2 separate regions of the Homo sapiens genome follow, and region 1 is linked to region 2. The links are chromatin contacts, found by Hi-C or POLR2A ChIA-PET in ENCODE. All regions are on one chromosome and are shown on one strand. Each heading gives the region's core, a stretch centred on a gene start or an enhancer-like site at or near the end of the contact. The rest is flanking DNA. Distances are from core to core; before and after follow the strand shown. Region 1 overlaps SLC16A10 (solute carrier family 16 member 10). Region 2 holds the start of SLC16A10 (solute carrier family 16 member 10).

The links. Hi-C counts contacts between places; a loop is a spot of excess contacts on that map. ChIA-PET counts read pairs that join two places held with the same protein, here RNA polymerase II (POLR2A). Pooled maps may share reads with other maps.
Region 1: a loop to region 2 is called in a map of psoas muscle, with 2.2 times the contacts of the local background. The contact joins the enhancer-like site here to the promoter of SLC16A10 in region 2. A Hi-C loop is called at or near these places in 9 of 168 maps with a recorded cell type or tissue (CD14-positive monocyte, CD4-positive, alpha-beta T cell, CD4-positive, alpha-beta memory T cell and 5 more), 1 of 37 single-sample maps with no recorded cell type and 13 of 50 pooled maps. POLR2A ChIA-PET finds 5 or more read pairs at or near these places in 8 of 52 experiments (CD4-positive, alpha-beta T cell, CD8-positive, alpha-beta memory T cell, HEK293 and 5 more).

The regions. Positions count from the first base shown.
Region 1 is chr6:111,127,953-111,130,652 of GRCh38, reverse strand. The region is part of intron 1 of SLC16A10 (solute carrier family 16 member 10); the gene reads right to left. Among named protein-coding and RNA genes, the nearest start is that of SNORD166, 15 kb to the right of the region's middle. Within about 2 kb of position 1,437, at least 5 of the 41 ENCODE cell types and tissues checked have a DNase peak (open chromatin) inside an H3K27ac peak, as active enhancers do; they include gastrocnemius medialis and psoas muscle, where a contact is called at or near this core.
Region 2 is chr6:111,086,173-111,088,872 of GRCh38, reverse strand. It overlaps SLC16A10 (solute carrier family 16 member 10), which reads right to left and starts at 1,370. Exons shown (of 6, transcript NM_018593.5): 1 at 778-1,370. The coding sequence starts at 1,120. RefSeq lists silencers at 800-979, 1,010-1,689 and an enhancer at 487-987.

The DNA of each region.
Region 1 (2,700 bases), core at 188-2,687, 42 kb before region 2:
GAAACAGAGGTGCTGGTAAGTAGCAGCAGAAGTGAATGGCCCTTCTGCCTGGTGAGGCTGCAGCATGTAATGCAGAGGTAATGCTACCAAGCCACAAGGAAGCTCCACACACACATAACAGAATGTCTAGTGCTGAGAGTACAACAGTGCTCATTCAACTGATACTCCCCCAAAAAGGGGGAGTCCATCAAAAAAAGAACAGCTTGGGGAAAGATGCTTCTAAGCACTGTTTACATGTAAACATAAAGAAACTAGCAACATGTCAGTGAACAGATTCACTGAAGACCATCTCAGCTGTCTTCTAGAGGGCACATAAACAAGTTCCCATAGTAGAGAAGAATGCCTTCACATGAGTTTAACAGGAAGACCTTCTCCCCTAGAAATATTGTGTTGACTCCACTGTGATGGGATTTCGTTTAGAACACATTCCCCATGACTATACATGCTACAGTACTAACATGTGTCTCTTGTTTTTTGTTATGATAAAGTGTGGCAGGGAGCAGGTCTTAAAAGCACACAAATAAGTGTTAGAAGCAAACTACATACTCTGACATGATGACTGTGTCTCATAACCAAATATTCCAGTTGGTAACTCCAGTGTAGGTTTTCTTAAAGAAATGATAGCTTGAACTTAATGCAAAACCTAATTTTGGAATTCTAGTTGTATAAATTATTTTCTCAGGATTTTGGATTCTGTTGTGTAAGATGACCTCAATCAGACTAAACACAATGTGTCAAAGCAAAAAATTAAAAAAAAATCACTTTGAATTTTACTTATTTTATGAGGGAGAAAAGAGAAACAATTGTCTCTATCAGTTGTCTCAGGCCTTCTGCATTGAGATTTAACAGCATCTCTACTTTGTCCTGTGGCCTTTCACTCAAGTTGTCCCTTGTCACACCCAGAGGCCCAAGAGAGAAAAGGCAATTTGGATATGGGGAGCTGTCAGTAAAGATTCTGAATATGGGATTCCATCCTAAGAGTGTCTCAAGTTATATCTTGGAGGCCTTTGAATGCCATATGGCTAGTCTACAGTTATACAAATGTAAAACTTAAAAACCACTTTGAGTTAAACTGAATTTAAATACAGAATAACAGCTTTATCACTAAAATAGCATTTGTCAAGAACTTTGTTCTTTCACTGATAAAACTGGCTTTATAACATGTAACTATTAAATATAAAGCCACTGACAAGAACAAAATATTGATAATTCTGACAAATTATAATGCATTGCCTATTCACTGAAGTGCTAACCTCAATTAAAGTACCATATCAGGTAGAAATTGTTTTGTTTTTCCTATTTTCTAACACTGAACTCAACCAGCTTGATAGTTTCACATCAGTTCCAAACCACTGTACTTTTCCACTTGTGCCCCCAACCCCCCTTCCTTCTTTGCCCACTTTCTTGGAAGCCTGACAGACTGCTCCAAGGTCCAAATACACAGCTGTTCCTTCCAAGGCCAGCTCCAAAACTGACATGGGCTGCCTGGTAGGCATCATTCCAATCAATTAGTAATGCCTCGTAACCTTTTCATGTTTCAGTCTTTTCCTTTTCACTGGAAAGACTTACTGCCTAACTTTAAAACCTGTTATAGCATAATGTTAAATGAAAAATAAGTAGATACTCTATAACTGTGTATAAAAATGAAAAAATATGAAATATGAAAAATATGAAAAAATAAAACAATTGAAATGAATATGAAAATTGTTTTATTTTTGAATATGAAAAAATAAACAATTGAAATGAATATGAAAATTGTTTTATTTTTGAATATGAAAAAATAAAATGAATATGAAAAAATATGAATATGAAAAATATAAAAACAATTTGTTGGGGTAAAGATTTTTCTTGATTTACAAATTTTTATAATTATTATTATAGTCTGTGCAATAAAAAAAAACCACTAAGGAGGTAATCATCATAATCTGTCACTGGCAAGCCCCCTTCCATCTTCTATAAGGAACAACACACTCTCTTTTGAATACAGAGGTATTCGTTCTCTCCTCAATAAAAAGCCTTCCTTACTGCATCCGACTTCGAGTGGCACACAGGTGGAACTCGTCCAGTAGAAATGTTTAGAGTGTGGTGTTATGGAATTAACATCTATATTTTTTCTTCAAACCAACCAGTGTGTCTTGATCAGCCAGCCTTTCTTCTCCAACAGAAGAGCACCGCTCCCTCTTCTTATCAGACCACTAAATAATCAATAAGTAATCATTAAACATATGATTGTGAAGAAATAATTAAGAAAACAGTCTCTAGTGTAGAGTTAAGTGTAGGTTTGAACCCTGGCATCACTGACCTGCTACGGGACCTCAAACAGATTAATTAACCACTCTGTGCCTCATTTTCCTCATCTGTAAAATGAGAAGGAAAGTAGCAGAATAATGGAGATAAAAAAGCTTGGAACTGGCTCTTCGTAAGCACTCAATAAATGTTTACTATAATTATAATTATTATTAGAATGCTAACCAATTGATGATAACAGTTAAACTGACAGAAAGATTCAAAGAAACAAACTTCCAAGGAAATGAAACCCTGTTTTAAGAAGAAAATTCAAGGGTATCACTGCCCCTTTTGGCCTCAGTAGAGACGAGAAAAGCTACTAACAGTCTAAAGCCTCAGAGCAAAGGCAGCAGTAATCTTGGATTGGGCCTGGATTCAGCTTGGTGAATAGGGAAGACGACCCAGTCCACGCAG
Region 2 (2,700 bases), core at 121-2,620:
GTTTTTTGCCTAACCAGCCAAAAAGTCATAATAATGCTCTACAGGGAGAAAACGCTGAATCTGCACCTTTTGTATCTAATTTACTATATGGTTAAAAAAAAATGTCAAAAAACACAACAGGAAGAGGGAAGAAGCAACCCTTCACCTTCCTCATCCTAGTCCCTAATCCGGCTGCCTCCCGTGTTTTCTACATTTAACCCAGAGGGCAAAAAAAGGCGGGGGGACGGGAACGCACGGAACCGTGACTCTTGCAGGGCCCCCTTTGGAACTCCAGTGACCTTCGTACAAATCTCTTTCATTCCTCCAAACTCCACCCCCCGCCCCGCCAACATACGCACACCCCTCTGCGGCCCAGGGAGGCAGGTGAAGAACTACATAACTGGCATAGTCACGAAAGAGACCACAAAAATGACAGGGCGATGACTGGGGTTGAAGGTTCTGGGGTTCTGTTTGTTTTCAAACAATAAAAGGAAGGGCTCCTGTGGACTGTTAGCGTCTGCTCTGCTGAGGGGAAAGGAGGACGATCTCGGCAAGTAAGTTCTGCGACCTGCTTGCAAACACACAGCTCTGCAGCTGGATTCCATATAAAGACGGGCACCCCGAGGCCCCAGAAGCGGCAGGCTCTGTCTGCAACTCGAAAGACCCCCCTGCTCGCACCCTCTGGCACAGGGACCCACCGACATGCACACTCGGAGGCAGACACAGCCCACACGCGGGATGCGCTCGGGGGCCCCACGCGGGTCGCCCAGGCTGGCCTCGGCGGGCGCCGCGCCTCACCTGTCTTAAAGACCATCTTGTCATCGTCTTTGGAGCCGAAGGTTTCCAGCATGGACACGAAGAGCACCCCGCAAGCGTTCTGGATGCCGAACACCGACCCGTTGCACCACATGGCCGCCAGCATCACCAGCCAGCCCCAGCCGCCCTCGGGGGGTTCGGGGGGCTCATGGGGCTCCGCGGTCGCCGGCCCCGCCAGCTCCACCTCCACCTTCTCGACAGCCGCCTCGGGGCTGTCCGAGGGTCCCGGGCCGGGCGGCGGAGCGGCCCCCGTGGGCGCGGGGCCGAGCGGCTGCGCCTCGCTCGTGCCCCGCGCGGAGTCCGGCTCCTCCTGGGAGAGCACCATGGCCCGAGGCGGGCCCCTCAGGCGCCGGAGAAGCGCGAGGGACGCGAGTTACCAGCGGGCTCCCGGAGGAGCTGCGGGGCTCCTGGCGGGCTAACGAGGCCGAGGCGAGGGCGGCGGAGCCCCTGGCGGGCGGGCGGGCTGGCAGCGCGCAGGCGGCCAGCGCGCAGGCGGCCGCGAGGACAGCTGGCGCGCGCGAACACCTCGGGGATCGACACTGAAGCCTCTAGGTCACAGCCCCGCACCCCCGACTGAGCCCACTGCCAGCCGCCGGTTCTTAAAAGCACCCCCCGCCCCGCCGGCTGGGGGCGTGGCCGGGAGCGGGACGTGCCCCCACAGCCTCCAGATGATTGGGCCTCGGAGAGCGGAGGCGGGGCGCCCCGCGGCGCGCGGCCCCAGGTGCCCGCGGCAGACGCTGTCTGCGCGCGCGTCTGCGACGGGGCCTCCTCCTGCTCAGAGAGGGGCACAGATGTGTGGGTCACCCCGCCTCAAAGCATGAGCAGAAGGGGCGCGTCTCCTAGGTGCGGGCGCGGTGGGCCTTCAGGAGAGCCACACTGGATCGTTAGCCTCAACTCACCGACACAGCGTCACAGTCACACTAACATTGTCTCGATTGTGTTTGTTTTATGTTTTGGCATTCACCTCTCAGTACTAATTATAATATGTAAGATTCGTTATGCCACCTGGCTTCTTAAATAAGTCATCTGAAGGATCAGAGCCCTTATTTTATTACTTCAGTTCCATTCTCTTGCATTCGTATACAATTTCCTTATGAATATTTGGCACACCAAAGATGCTTATTTTCAGTCCTCACTGGACTGCAATTCCGAAGTCTTCAACCAACAAACATTTTTAACAGACAGCTAGAAAGCATTACTTTTCAACTACATCAGAGTCGTTTTCACTTTAAACAAAAACTAAAACCTGTATTCAACTCCTCTGTCTCCCTGAAGCATGGAGTGCCATCCTATGTAAAAGAAAAGAAGAGTAACCTGCTATGCAATATTGAGGATGCTTCTTAATTTCTGTTATTCGTATTCTTCACTTCAATCAAAGTCAAAATATGCTAGTTACTTGATGTGCCCACCACTGTGATAGAGTACACAGATGAGTGCGATTGATCTCGTTTCTGCCTCTTATCAGTTGATAAACTGGTAGGAAAAAAGAGTCCTGGGAGAGACTAGGAGGCTCAGATGATGTGTTATAATACATGTACAAAAGAGAGAGATGAGATAGTCCCTTAAATTCTCTCCAAACACTGTAGAAGAGCCTCTACAGCAAACAGCCTTTGGCCGAAGCCCTGATTCATACATACGACTTCAGTGGGTCAAGACAGGAAAAGAGCATTCCAGGTAGAGAAAATAGCATAAACTAAGGAAAGCAAGCCGTGCTTGGTTGTGGAATGGGGAACATAGCTCAAGTGTAATCTGCCTTAGAAATGAGGGTAAAATAGTAAACAAAGGAATAGGCACATAAGTGCACAAAAATGTATGTATGAAGATGATACCCCAGTATTGTTGGAAATAAGGAAAATTTGGAAGTATAATGTACATTGGTAGAAGACTGATTAGATACTTACTTTA